Linked DNA regions of Homo sapiens: region 1 is linked to region 2. A link is a contact called in ENCODE Hi-C or POLR2A ChIA-PET data. All regions are on one chromosome and are shown on one strand. Each heading gives the region's core, a stretch centred on a gene start or an enhancer-like site at or near the end of the contact. The rest is flanking DNA. Distances are from core to core; before and after follow the strand shown. Region 1 overlaps HTT (huntingtin). Region 2 has its middle 28 kb from the start of HTT.

Evidence for each region. A loop is a pair of places that touch in the nucleus more often than their neighbours do. ChIA-PET counts read pairs that join two places held with the same protein, here RNA polymerase II (POLR2A). Pooled maps may share reads with other maps.
Region 1: a loop to region 2 is called in a pooled map, with 3 times the contacts of the local background. The contact joins two enhancer-like sites. A Hi-C loop is called at or near these places in 1 of 168 maps with a recorded cell type or tissue (posterior vena cava) and 1 of 50 pooled maps. POLR2A ChIA-PET finds 5 or more read pairs at or near these places in 2 of 52 experiments (OCI-LY7 and activated T-cell).

The regions. Positions count from the first base shown.
Region 1 is chr4:3,224,479-3,231,359 of GRCh38, reverse strand. It overlaps HTT (huntingtin), which reads right to left. Exons shown (of 67, transcript NM_001388492.1): 57 at 5,617-5,699; 58 at 2,615-2,745; 59 at 2,351-2,480; 60 at 1,318-1,473. Among named protein-coding and RNA genes, the nearest start is that of MSANTD1, 21 kb to the left of the region's middle. Within about 2 kb of position 4,844, at least 15 of the 41 ENCODE cell types and tissues checked have a DNase peak (open chromatin) inside an H3K27ac peak, as active enhancers do.
Region 2 is chr4:3,043,069-3,049,772 of GRCh38, reverse strand. It overlaps the pseudogene RNU6-204P and HTT-AS. Among named protein-coding and RNA genes, the nearest start is that of HTT, 28 kb to the left of the region's middle. RefSeq lists an enhancer at 1,704-2,063. Within about 2 kb of position 2,157, at least 14 of the 41 ENCODE cell types and tissues checked have a DNase peak (open chromatin) inside an H3K27ac peak, as active enhancers do.

The DNA of each region.
Region 1 (6,881 bases), core at 3,595-6,094, 180 kb before region 2:
GGAGTGATGGCAAAAAAAAAAATCATTCACCGTCATGACAGCATTGTCGTTCCTGACACACAGGAGCCCGTCCAGAGCACGGGCTAGGCAGGCCCTGATGGGCACCACCATGCCATTCTCACCAAGGGCCCCAGACGGCTGGCACACGGCAGCCACTCAGGTGTTTGTTGAAGAAATGAGTTTCCATTGCTATCATAAAATGGATTACTAGGTAATGCCACATGACAAGGAACCAGAGGTGCCAGCTCTGACAGTTCTGCCATCCTTGAATATGCTTCGCCAGATGTCGGGACCCACGGGCAATGATTTCACGTGTGCAGGTGATGGATACTTGGCAAATACCATGTGGTGATGTGCCACAGAATACAGGTACCATGCTGCACTGGCTGAATCCTGATAAACCAGAAGCAGAATAAGGAGGAACTCAAGAGGATGAACACTTGACCGCTGGGATGGTCTGAATGTTTCTATCCCTCCTGAAACTCCTACACTGACACCTAATTTGCAGTGCCACAGTACAAGAAGGTGGGGCCTTGGGAGGTGATGAGGTCATGATGGGAGAGCCCTTGTGGATTGGGGCCCTTCTAAAAGGCCTGAGGGAGCTTGTTCACTCCTTCCACCGTGAGGACCCAGCCAGAAGATGCCATCTATGAAGCAGAGAGCAGCCCTCATCACACACCAAATCTGCTGGCACCTTGACCATGAAAACTTCCAGCCCCCAGAACGGTGAGAAGTAAATTTCCACTGTTTATAAATTACCCAGTCTAAGGTAACTTGTGGTAGCAGCCAAAAAAGACTAAGACAACCACCACGCTAAAAAGAGACTATAGCACCCAGATTTGGGACTAGAAACACAGGGTCACTGTGACAAAACGGCCCCCAGGAGAGAAGCTGTCCAGCCAGGAAGCTCGGGGGGCCTGGAACATAACTGAGAAGGGGAGTGAGGCAGTCAGGCCTCAGGGCAGAGCATGGGGAAGCCAGTAGCATTTCCACCATCTACGATGCCTCAGCGCCACCACACACCGTGGTTCTGTGGGGATGGGCTACTACAATGATGTCATAAGCCCAGGGATACGGGACCCCAAACCATGGCTTGGCCGCCACAACCCACATCACAGTGACCTGTGAATGGCACTGACCGTCGCTGAACCCCCTCCATCTGAGAAGCACTGCAGCTCACGTGGGCCGTGGAGTCCGGTTCGGGTCAACTCTTGGAAGGAGGCAGCCGCACCCGGCACCTCTGGCCAACACCAGGTCCCAAGGCAGATGGGCCCCCGTGGCTTCAGCACAGAAACCTCTGTGCCACCTGTCACTTACCATCCCAAGGACGGCAGCTGCCTTGCAGGTGGCAGGCACCAGGTACTGAGCGAGGATCTCGTCTTCTGAAGGGTGCACCCTTCGCAGTTCTGTCAGCGTCACATACATCAGCTCAAACTGGTTGCGCTCGGTGAACAAGTCTGAGACCACTAGAAGCTGGAGATGTGGAAAACCAGGAGGGCAAGGGGAGAATCGCGCTGTTAGAATCCAGGCAACGCATCCAGAACGCTACTACTGGCAAGTCGTGTTCTTACACCCAAGAGACATTACTGTGCGGGACGCATGTGTGCGTGTGTGTGTGGTGTATGCGTGTGCTGTGTCTGTGTGGGTGCGTGGTACACGTGGTGCATGTATGGTGTGTGTATGGTGTGTACATGTGGCGTATGTGGTGTGTGTGTGCGCATGTGGTGTGTGTGCGTGGTGTGCAAGTGGTGTGTGTGTGGTGTGGGGTGTGTATATACATGTGTGTACATGTGGCATGTGTGTGGTGCATGTGTGTGTGGCATGTGTGTGGTGCGTACATGTGTGTGGGGTGTGTGCACGTGGCGTGTGTGTAGTGTGTGCCATGTGTCTGGTGCATGCACATGTGGCATGTGTGTGGTGCATGTGTGTGGTTGTGTGCTGTGTGTGGCACATACATGTGGTGTGTGGGGTGTGTGCACGTGGCATGTGTGTGTTGTGTGCATGTAACCTGTGTGGTGTGGTGCATGTGGTGTGTGTGGTGTGTGTGTGTGTGTGTGGTGCATGCATGTGGAGTGTGTGTGCATGTGGCATGTGTGTGGTGCATGTGGTGTGGCGTGTGTGTGTGGCATGTGTGCTGTGTGTGTTGTGTGTATGGTGCATGCCGTGTATGTGTGTGCATGTGGCATGTGTGTGTGGTGTCTATGGTGCGTGTGGCCTGTGTGTGTGTTGCATGCATGAGGGGTGTGTGTGCAAGTGGCATGTGTGTGGGCGGTGTGTGTGTGTGGGGTGTGTGGCGTGTGTGGTGCGTGTGGCACGTGCAGGTGTGAGGGGAATGGGAAGGCTCACTTACGGATCTGACCACCTCACTGATCAGGATGGCCGGGGTCCTCCTGGCTGAGCTGGACGGCAGGATCCAGCGGCTGTACAACTCAAGCAAAAACTGCGAACAGGAGTGGATGTCAACTCCAGCCCGGTGTTTCCTGTGGAATATGCGAGATGGGTATTTTCCAAGTACATGAGATGAGAGGCTCATTTCAAGAAGCACCTCAAACAAATCAAATGACTGATAAGAAATTTCAAATTTCTGTTAAAAAGAAAAAGGCCATTGGAAAACCTGGAGTTGACTGGAGACGTGGGTGGTGACGAAGGTGCAGGGGCGTCGGCCTCCTCCTCCTCTTCCTCGTCCCATTCCTCCTCCCTCAGGGGTGTGATGCTGTTCCCCAGCCACACGGAGTGTATGGACACCTGCCACAGAAACGGGGCACTGCTCAGTGCTGCGGCCACAGTGCCAGGCTCCTGGTGGGTGGGTGTGGCCACTGGGACTCAGCACATGCCTACCGTCTAACAGTCTGCCCCTTAGCAAGGGTCGTTCAGACACCCCAGGTTACGGGCAAGGGAGCCCACAGAGAGGGTGGGGCAGGGGCTGGACAGCTGCTGGGAAGCTCCAGCACATGCTAAAGGCATGAATCAGGGGCCAGTCAACCCCAGGAGCAGCTGAGGAGGGTGACACAGAAAGAGGCTCTACGAAGGGATGCTTTCACTCCTAAGTGACATCTGAATGGAGTCCCCAAAACACGGAACCAATACGTGAGATTCCTTTTCCAGTCTCCCGCACTGGCAGTCATTGCGGTAAACCCAAGGCCAGAGCTCCCTCGCGCCTTTGTGACCCGCGCTCTAGATCACGCAGCCACCACGCAGTCAGCACACCTCGACTGTCCTCCTTTCTGCCTGGTTCTCGGGAAGCCTCGAGCACTTGGCACAGTGCTGTGGGCTGTGTGCCCATAAAAAGCTGTTCTCCATCATCACTGGCACTAGCCCCAACTCACGTTCTTGGCACCAAGGGCCATTTCCCCCCTGGGACCCAGCACCCTGCAGGGAGTGGGCGAGGAGTCTGTATGAACAGCTCTCAGGCCAAGGAGGAGCCCCTGCACTCCCCTCGCCCAGACCCCTAACCCCCACCCCTCTTTCCCAAAAGCAAGTAGCGGCTCAGTCCAGTGGCATCTAGGGGCTAAACATCCCAGACAGGGCAGGGGTGGCACTGTCCTTCAGCCCCAGACAGGGCAGGGGTGGCACTGTCCTTCAGCCCCAGACAGGGCAGGGGTGGCACTGTCCTTCAGCCCCAGACAGGGCAGGGGTGGCACTGTCCTTCAGCCCCAGACAGGGCAGGGGTGGCACTGTCCTTCAGCCCCAGACAGGGCAGGGGTGGCACTGTCCTTCAGCCCCAGACAGGGCAGGGGTGGCACTGTCCTTCAGCCCCAGACAGGGCAGGGGTGGCACTGTCCTTCAGCCCCAGACAGGGCAGGGGTGGCACTGTCCTTCAGCCCCAGACAGGGCAGGGGTGGCACTGTCCTTCAGCCCCAGACAGGGCAGGGGTGGCACTGTCCTTCAGCCCCAGACAGGGCAGGGGTGGCACTGTCCTTCAGCCCCAGACAGGGCAGGGGTGGCACTGTCCTTCAGCCCCAGACAGGGCAGGGGTGGCACTGTCCTTCAGCCCCAGACAGGGAAGGGGTGGCACTGTCCTTCAGCCCCAGACAGGGCAGGGGTGGCACTGTACTTCAGCCCCAGACAGGGCAGGGGTGGCACTGTCCTTCAGCCCCAGACAGGGCAGGGGTGGCACTGTACTTCAGCCCCAGACAGGGCAGGGGTGGGACCGTACTTCAGCCCCAGTATGATCCCATGACAGTTGGTTTGCGGACGCTGGACACAACGCAAACATTGAAGGATGTGGCCAAATGCAGCGGGGTTGGGGGGATAGGGAATACCTCGGGCACAGACCAGTGTCCCTGGGCCCAGGACAAGGCCAGAGGCACCCAGTGAGCCCCAGGCCTCTCACTCTCAGCCTGCCCTTCAGAAACACTTTCATGAAAAATACAGTGCATCCTATTGGTCATTTTCACTTATCTTGGGGTGGAAACATCTGTCAAAGGTGAAAGGACAGAAGAGTGGGACTTCTTTTTCCAACTATGTCTAGAAAAATACAGGCTGGTCCAGTAGCTCCCTGCTTCCTGTCACTGAAACCGGCAGGCACAAAACAGGACAGTACAGGCAGAGAGCAGGGAACAGAAACAGGCTTGTGACATCACAGGGTTTCTGCTGTGAAGGCTGCAGGCCAGGAACTCAGAAGAGGAAACTCTCAGAGCTCATAAGTGTTTCTAAACACCATATTCTGACCCATTTCCACAGAAACAAAAGCTACAAAGAGAACTGTCCTGCACAACTGCTTTCACTAAATCAGGAACCCGGTGAGCGAAAGACACAGCACCGGGGTGGAGGGAAAGGTGCAAGTCGGCCAGCACAGCCGGGCCCCGCCCAGCATACACCTGTAGGGCTCCACGCCATGTGCCATCATATGCAAATGGCCCTACGTTTCTGTTTACATTTTTTTTTAAGGGACAGAGTACTGGTCTGTTGCCCAGGCTGGAGTGCAGTGGTGCAATCATGGCTCACTGCAGCCTCAACCTCCTGAGCTCAGGTAAGCCTCCTGCCTCAGCCTCCTAAAATGTTATAGATTACAGGTGTTAGCCACCACACCCAGACCCTTGAATCCCTTCACTTATCTGAGGAGGAAACAGAAGCACAGACCAATGTGACCTGCTAGGAAGTGGCCGAGCTGTCTGCCTGCACACGGGGCTCCCACCCAGAACTGGCCACAGGGACAGGGACACTCAGGGAGCCCCCCAAGAGCTGGCCCCAGGGACACTCACGGCCACGCCTGCGGCCCCCCATACCATGGCCCTTCATGGCGTCTACTTCCTCCTGAGCATTTCAGCTGACTCCACTCTGTCCTCACCCCCCTTTTTGTGTCTCACGGTCCTTGCTTAAGTCCAAGTCACGCCCTCTCACTGTCTCTTACACACATCTCTATCGCTACATGTGAGGTCTCTTAACTACTTTCTGGAATACAGAACATAAATAAAAACAAAACTAATGCTTCCTCTGCTTGCGGGACCTAGGAATAAAACAGATAAAAACAATGAACATTAAATTTTTTTTTAAAAAAAAGGAAAACTTCCTTTCATTTAAAAAGTGCACTGAGCTTTTCTCCTGGGTGTGTCAAGCGCCAAAGTCTGAGGACAGAAACGGACAGAGGCCAGGCGGCGGGGGCGCGAGACTGACCTGGCCGAGTTTGTAGCTCATGCTCCCCAGCTCCCGCTCGGGGTTGATCTGTAGCAGCAGCTTCTCGTGGCTGATGAGGGCACCTGTGAACACCAGCACCCTGAGTCTTGATCTGCACAGGGGGGCAGGGCCGCAGGCCCACCCCATACCAGCCCAGCTCCTGCCCAGACAGGCACCCAGCCGTGAGCCACCTGCCCTCGCCGCCACTGGCAGGAGGGCCCAGGTTGTGCAGAGCCCTGTGGGTCTTGGGGATTTGTCACTTTATAACCAGTTAAGCTGGCAGGGCCAGTGGGCAAGCTGGACTCTGTCACTTTTTCTCTATGACAAATAAGACTGCAGCAGTCACTTGTCACCCCTCAGCTCCCACCTCTGTGAATAGGAACTGGTTGTGGGCTGAGCTGCAAAAGCTTAGGAGTCAGCAGTTGCAGGCGAGCCGACAGTCCAGGCAGGCAAGCTCTCTGGGGGACCCAGATAAGCATTTTGGTGAACAGTGCCTTCCAGAACCCCACCTCGGTGCCCAGGCTGACCAGATACAGCCGGCAGGAGCGGGAGCAGGATAATGCCCCCACTTAACCTTTCACACCCCCCCACGCCCCAGGCCAGCCTCCTCATGTCTTTCTGCTGGGCATCCCCCCAATTCCCGGGCACCAGCCTCCCGCTAAATGTCCCCAGCTAACCCTCTGCCAGACCCCAGATCAACTTGCCTCCTCCAAAGGGGCCTCCACGCCCCCTTCCCTGGAAGCACTTGCTCCCCTTGGAGCTCCAGGAGCTGCCTGTGTATGCCTCCCACCCACCTCTGTGCCCCTCTTTTCTGCCTTCTATGACAGGTCATTGCTCCTGGGTCCTCCTGACTTATGAGCTCCTTGAAGGCTGGATCCATGGCCCTCCAAGTGCTCAGTTTACTTCAACGCCCTAATAAACATTTGAGTCTCATAGACACTGCGTATAACACATTGCACGTCCACATAGAACTTTCTGCAATTAAAGCCTTCAAGGTGCTTAAACTCCTAAATAGCTACGGAATCACAGAGCTCTACGCTAAAATACTTTTGAGTGAAAAACGTGCATCCCAAATCCCCACACAACTCTCTTCTTTTAAACCAGGTGACAAGCTCCGATGCCTGTGATAGGGCAGGCACACAACCGGAAGGCTTGGTGGGAGAGTGGGCAGTGACAGGCAGGGCCCAGGGAGGGGAGAGGTGCAGGGAGCGGGGTGCTCAGGCCCAGCTGTGCCCTGCCCTGCAGCCACTGCCACACATGGTTTC
Region 2 (6,704 bases), core at 908-3,407:
TGTTTTAACAGTAGGTTATTATGCTACAGTATATTTTTCTATGGTTCACTGAGGTCAAACCCTTTGCATTCTAGAACCCGAAGACTGGATCTTCTGAGAACATCAGAGAAAGACTGTCCTTGCCATCCGCACTGCAACAAAACTTAGGGATCTTGAAACTTGGGTTCATAATCTCACAACTGAGAAGGGTCCATCCACACTCCTGGAACTGTACACCCATTGGAACCTTTAAGGTAAAGCCAAGGAAGTCTCTCCCCAGAAGATGGCATCCTTGATGTGAACGGCTTTTGCTAAGATCGTGGATCAAGACTTCTACTGTCATGAGACTCTCTTTTTTTTTTCTTTTTTGGAGATGGAGTCTTGCTCTGTCACCCAGGCTGGAGTGCGGTGGTGCAGTCTCAGCTCACTGCAACCTCTGCCTCCTGGGTTCAAGCGATTCTCATACCTCAGCCTTCCGAGTAGCTGGTATTACAGGTGCCTGCCACCACACCAAGCTAATTTTTGTATTTTTAGTAGAGATGGGTTTTTGCCAAGTTGGCCAGGCTGGTTTTGAACTTCTAACCTCAGGTGATCCGCCCACCTCGGCCTCCCAAAGTGCTGGGATTACAGGCATGCACCACCACGCCTGGCCATGAGACTCTTATCTTTGAGTATCTGTTCCTTGCTTATGCCTCTATGAATAATAGAAATGAAAAGACGATCTGTTGTGTGCACTTATGGGGTATACTTTCATTTGTGAAGGATTTTGCAGCCAGCCTTATACACGGATAACTTTATACTTTGATAGATAAAAGATGAAGGTCCAGTGTAGGTGAGAAACTTTAATGAGACATATGTTGCCTGTAATCAGTCAGAAACAGAATATCGGTTCACTCCTCTTAACCCACACTATGGGTTAAAGAGGGCATTGCCAGGAGGGCTTTACTCTTCCAGAAGGGCATCACTTTTCCATGGTTTAGAGTAAAAGAGGCCATAACCAGAAATGTATCCCTCATGATAGGCTGTATAGCAGACTCTACTGTAAAGGCTATAGTTACACAACAGACTTTCAATTCCCTTGTGAAAGGTATGCTAAATAATAGAATTGACTAAACAGAAAAGTAGTACCTGTGCAGCTGCTGGCACCTGTGGCCTAGGGAGAAATACATCAGGTATTATAGAGATTCAGTTGTGGGAGATTAATGAAAAGGCCACTTAGTTGAGTGAGTAGCCTCTTATCTAGCTCATTGTCTGATCTATTTGATTTGGGGTGGTTTGGTGTATAGGGACCCTGGGTAAGGAGCATACTGCAAACTCTTGGTATTATCCTCCCAGTAATCATAATAATAGTCTCCCTGGTGCGCTGCATTCTCTCAAAGGTTTTAAATGTCTGCATGCAGCCATCTCTAGAACAACAAATGGTCTCTCTTCAACTGGAATGGCAGAAGCTGAAAGAAATGTGTGACCATGAGGACACCGTAACCTATGAATGACGTGCTGAGACCAGAAACCCAAAACGATGGTAACTGAGAGTGGTGCTAAGGCCCTAAGTTTTGGTCACACTCTCGCCTGTAGGGTCCAGCCCTACTGGGCCTGTGGGTTTTTCTCCTCACCTGCGGAGATGAGAGATCACAGAAATAAGGACACAAGACAAAGAGATAGAAGAAAAGACAGCTGGGCCCAGGGGACCACTACCACCTAGACACGGAGACTGGTAGTGGCCCCGAATGCCTGGCTGCCCTGTTACTTATTGGATACAAGACAAGGGGGCAGGGTAAGGAGTGTGAGTCATCTCCAATGATAGGTCAGGTCACGCAAGTCACGTGTCCACCGGACAGGGTGCCCTTCCCTGTTTGGTAGCCGAGGCGGAGAGAGAGAGGAGACAGCCTACGTCATTATTTCTTCTATGCATTTCAAAGACTTTAGCACTTTCACTAATTCTGCTACTGCTATCTAGAAGATGGAGCCAGGTGTACAGAGCGGAACATGAAAGTGAAACAGGAGCGTGACCGCTGAAGCACAGCATCACAGGGAGATGGTCAGGCCTCCGGATGGCTGTGGGCGGGCCTGACTGATGTCAGGCCTTCCACAAGAGATGGTGGAGCAGAGTCTTCTCTAACCCCTCCGCCCCTCTCCCCTGGCCAAAGGGAGACTCCCTTCCCTGGTCGGCTAAGTAACAGGTGCCTTCCCAGGCACTGTCATTACCACTAGACCAGGGAGCCCTCTAGTGGCCCTGTCTGAGCGTGACAGAGGGCTCACACTCGTCTTCTGGTCACTTCTCACCCTGTCCCTTCAGCTCCTATCTCTGTATGGCCTGGTTTTTCCTAGGTTATAATTGTAGAACAAAGATTATTATAATATTGGAATAGAGTAATGCCACAAACTAATGATTGATAATAGTCATATCTAATCATATCTATAATCTATTTCTAGTATAACTATTCTTTTTGTTTTGTTTTGTTTTGTTTTTGTTTTTGTTTTTTGAGACAGAGTCTCGCTCTGTCACCCAGGCTGGAGGGCAGTGGCGCAATCTCGGCTCACTGCAAGCTCCGCCTCCCGGGTTCATGCCATTCTCCTGCCTCAGCCTCCCGAGTAGCTGGGACTACAGGTGCACGCCACCACGCCCGGCTAATTTTTTGTATTTTTAGTAGAGACGGGGTTTCACCGTGTTAGCCAGGATGGTCTCGATCTCCTGACCTCATGATCTGCCCACCTCGGCCTCCCAAAGTGCTGGGATTATAGGCGTAAGCCACTGCGCCCGGCCTAGTATAACTATTCTTATTCTATATATATATTTTTTATTATACTGGAACAGCTTGTGCCCTCGGGGTCTTGCCTTGGCAGCTGGGTGGCTTGCCGCCCACACTCACCTAAGTGAGAACCTGGACAGAAAGGGGAATTTATTAAAATAAAATTATGGGAGGCCATTGTTTTGGACTGAGCTCATGCACTATGTCCCAACAGACTAAGCCAAACAAAAATGGAGTCACTCATGCTAAATGTGACATAATCAAACTAAGACTTTAAGGAAACACATAGATCCTAACAGATTCCCCTATAAACAGGACGTTCCAGCATAAGGAGGTACCCTCAGTCCTTGTTCCTACCTTTGCAAAACTCACTGTTCTACTGTTTCTCAGAGGGTTTCAGGACCAAATAAGTACATTTACGATGGTGATAGTGACATCAATGACTAAAGTTTTGGTCAATCTCTCAAAATTGAGAAAATGACCAAAAGGGTGGAATTGTTAAAGCAAACTAAATATGGCCTGAGAAGGACTCCATACTTCTCTATTTGAGTCCTTGTGGACGAACTGCAACCTAACTTAATTGGTAGACAAGACTGAAACCCTGACATCCTCACTTGGGAGTCTGCACCTGTGGCAGTACCTGAGTCTTGGCCAATCCCAGCAGCCGTACTTCACTCGTACACTGCTGAGAGTTCAAACTGTGTCCAAATAAGGCAAATGCCGAGCTGCAACCAACCCAGCTGTTTCTGTACTCACCTCCAATTTCTATATGTCACTTCCCTTTTTTGTCTATAGATTTGTTCTGACCACGAGGTATCCCTGGAGTCCCTCTGAATCTGCTGTGATTCTGGGGGCTGCCCAATTCGTGAATCGTTCATTGCTCAATTAAACTCATTTAAATTTAATTTGGCTGAAGTTTTTCATTTAACAGAGGTATATAATATGTATTCTTTAAAATGTTCAAACACTGTTTTGAGTGCATATTGTGCTTTTTTGTTAAAAAAAAAATTATGATGTGATGTTTACTGCTCCCTTGAGGTACATAAGAAAATCCTAAAACCCCTGCCAACTGAGCGGACCGCTTCTTGGTCGAGGAGACCTCAGAGAAACCTTAAAAACTGAGTTCCTGGCCGTGACAGGACAGGTCAGACTCGCCTCAGTGTGCCCCTTCCTTAATACCCTTTCACTGGAATGCCTTCCTAAAGAATAAACAGAAACCAGCTCTAGAAAAAAAGAACAGACATCTCACTCTTCTATTGCCTTTAGCCAATCATCTGAGGCCACGGCCAGGCAATGCTTCCCTTCCTGGTAAGAGACCACAGAGCCTGCAGTGGCCGTGGCCGTCTCCAGAGGCGGTGCAGTGAGGGTTCTCGTGTCCTCTGCTTCACCTTTTGACGTCAGAGGGAGGAAAACCACATCCTCCGATCACGCTAACCCCAACATTTTTTGAACACGTGACCCATGAAGAGGCATGAAGCTAACTGCACACTGGGTGTTGCTCCCCTCACAGATATTCATAACTCCTCCTACAGCGTATTCCATATGTATATTCAGCCACCCTGAGGATCTAGGGGAAAAGCGCAGTGTCCTTTTCCTGTTCTCTCACTCAAGAATCAACACAGAATACTTCTCCCCACCCACAAGCAAGCAATCAGTTCTGCAGCGGACACCAGCTGGGTGTCCTCTCATTCAAGTCTGACGGCATCTACCTGTAGACAGCGCCTGACCACACAGATCGAGGACTCAGTTCCCACAAGACTGAACCCCGTTTCCAATGCCAACTGCAAGCCCCTGGTTATTTGGCCTGTGATTCTGACTGACCTGCTAAACATTGGGGGTTCCCACAGCCCCCTCCTTGGGTTCAATTAATTTGCTAGATCAGCATACAGAACTCAGAGAAACACATTTCCTGGTTTATTACAAGGCATATTTTACAGGATACAGATGAACAGCCAGATGAGAAGATGCATAGGGAGCGTTCTGGAAGGGTCCCAAGCACAGGAGCTTCTGTCCCCGTAGAAGGGAGGTGCGCTGCCCTCTAGAAACCTCCACGTTACCCGGAAGCTCTCTGAACCCTGTCCTCTTGGGTTTTTATGGAGGCTTCATCACATAGGCATGATTTAATCATTAGCCATTGGCGATCAGCTCAACCATCAGCCCCTCTCCCTTCCCAGAGGGCAAGAGTAGGGCTGAGTCCCAACCTTCTAACCCTACCTTCTTCTTTCTGGTGACCAGCCCCACCTCCTATCTTGAAGCTGTCTAGGAGCCACCAGCCACCTCATTAACATACAAAAAAGACATTCATCACTTTGAAGATTCCAAGGATTTGGGGAAATATATGCCAGGAGACTGAACGAAAACCAAATATAACTTCACAATATCATGGATGACTGAAATATGTAATAAAAGATTAAGCAGGCCAGGCACAGTGGCTCACACCTGTAATCCTTTGGGAGGCTGAGATGGGCAGATTACTTAAGGCCAGGGGTTCGAGACCAGCCTGGTCAACATGGTGAAACCCCATCTGTACTAAAAAAAAAAAATTAGCCGGTGTGGTGGTGGTGCCTGTAATCCCAGCTATCCGGGAAGCTGAGGCATGAGAATCACTTGAATGCAGGTTGCAGTGAGCCGAGATCACGCCACCGCACTCCAGCCTGGGCAACAGAGCGAGACTCTCAAAAAAAACATTAAAAATTTAAGCAGCCAAATGACATGGAAAGAAATAAATCACTATATTAATTATATAAATAGCAAACAAAATGTTGATACGGATTGCCTATGCACAGCAGCTAATATTAAAGACGAGATTTTGTGTTTTTTCTTTTTTTAAATATATTTTTGTATGGAACGCTTCACAAATTTGTGTGTCGTCCTTGTGCAGGGGCAATGCTAATCTTCTCTGTATCATTCCAGTTTTAGTGTATATGCTGCCACAGCGAGCACTGTTCTTCTTAATTTCAAAGTTCTCTTCAATACATACATGCTTGCTTATAAACAGAAAGAGAAAAATGAGATGTTCAACATGTTAATTGAACAAGTTACCAAATGGTCTGTGTACAAATCCTGGCCTAGGTTTATTTCTCTCAGTCAAAGCTTTCACTTGGGCATGGGGAAATTTAACTCAGACTAGCTTAAGCAAAAAAAGAAACAAAGAAACAAAAAGGACTTTATTAGTTCCATAGCCACCAGCCCAGGGTATGAACGATGCCCTCGGGCCCTGGGCCCTGCAACCCTGGTCGGTTCCCAGGTCTAGTTTCCTCCTCAGCAGGCAAGATGGAGGGAGTGCTACTGGACAGGGGTCCCGATCCAGACCCCAAAAGAGGGTACTTGGATCTCGCTCAGGAAACAATTCGAGGCTAATCCATAAAGGGAAAGCAAGTTTCTTAGGAAAGTAAAGGAATAAAGAATGGCTACTCCGTAGGCAGAGCAGCCTAGAGGGCTGCTGGCTGCCCATTTTTATGGTTATTTCTTGATTATATGCTAAACAAGGGGTGGATTATTCATGAGATTTCTGGGAAAGGGGTGGGCGATTCCCAGAACTGAGAGTTCCTCCTCTTTTTAGAACATACAGGGTAGCTTTCAGACGTTGCCATGGCATCTGAAAACTGTCATGGCGCTGATGGGAGTGTCTTTTGGCATGTTAATGCATTATAATTAGCATGTAATGAGCTGTGAGGATGACCAGAGGTCACTCTCATCGCCATCTTGGTTTTGGTGGGTTTCCCAGCTTCTTTATTTACTTCTTTATTTTATTATTTTTTTTGAGACGATGTCTTGCTCTGTTGCCCAGGTCTCGGCTCACTGCAGCCTCTGACTCCTGGGTTCAAGAGATTCTCCTGCCTCAGCCTCCCGAGTAGCTGGGACCACAGGCATCCATCACTGCACCTGGCTAATTTTTGTATTAGAGACGGGGTTCACTATTTTGGCCAGGGTGGTCTCTAACTCCTGGCCTCAAGTGATCCACCTGCCTCGGCC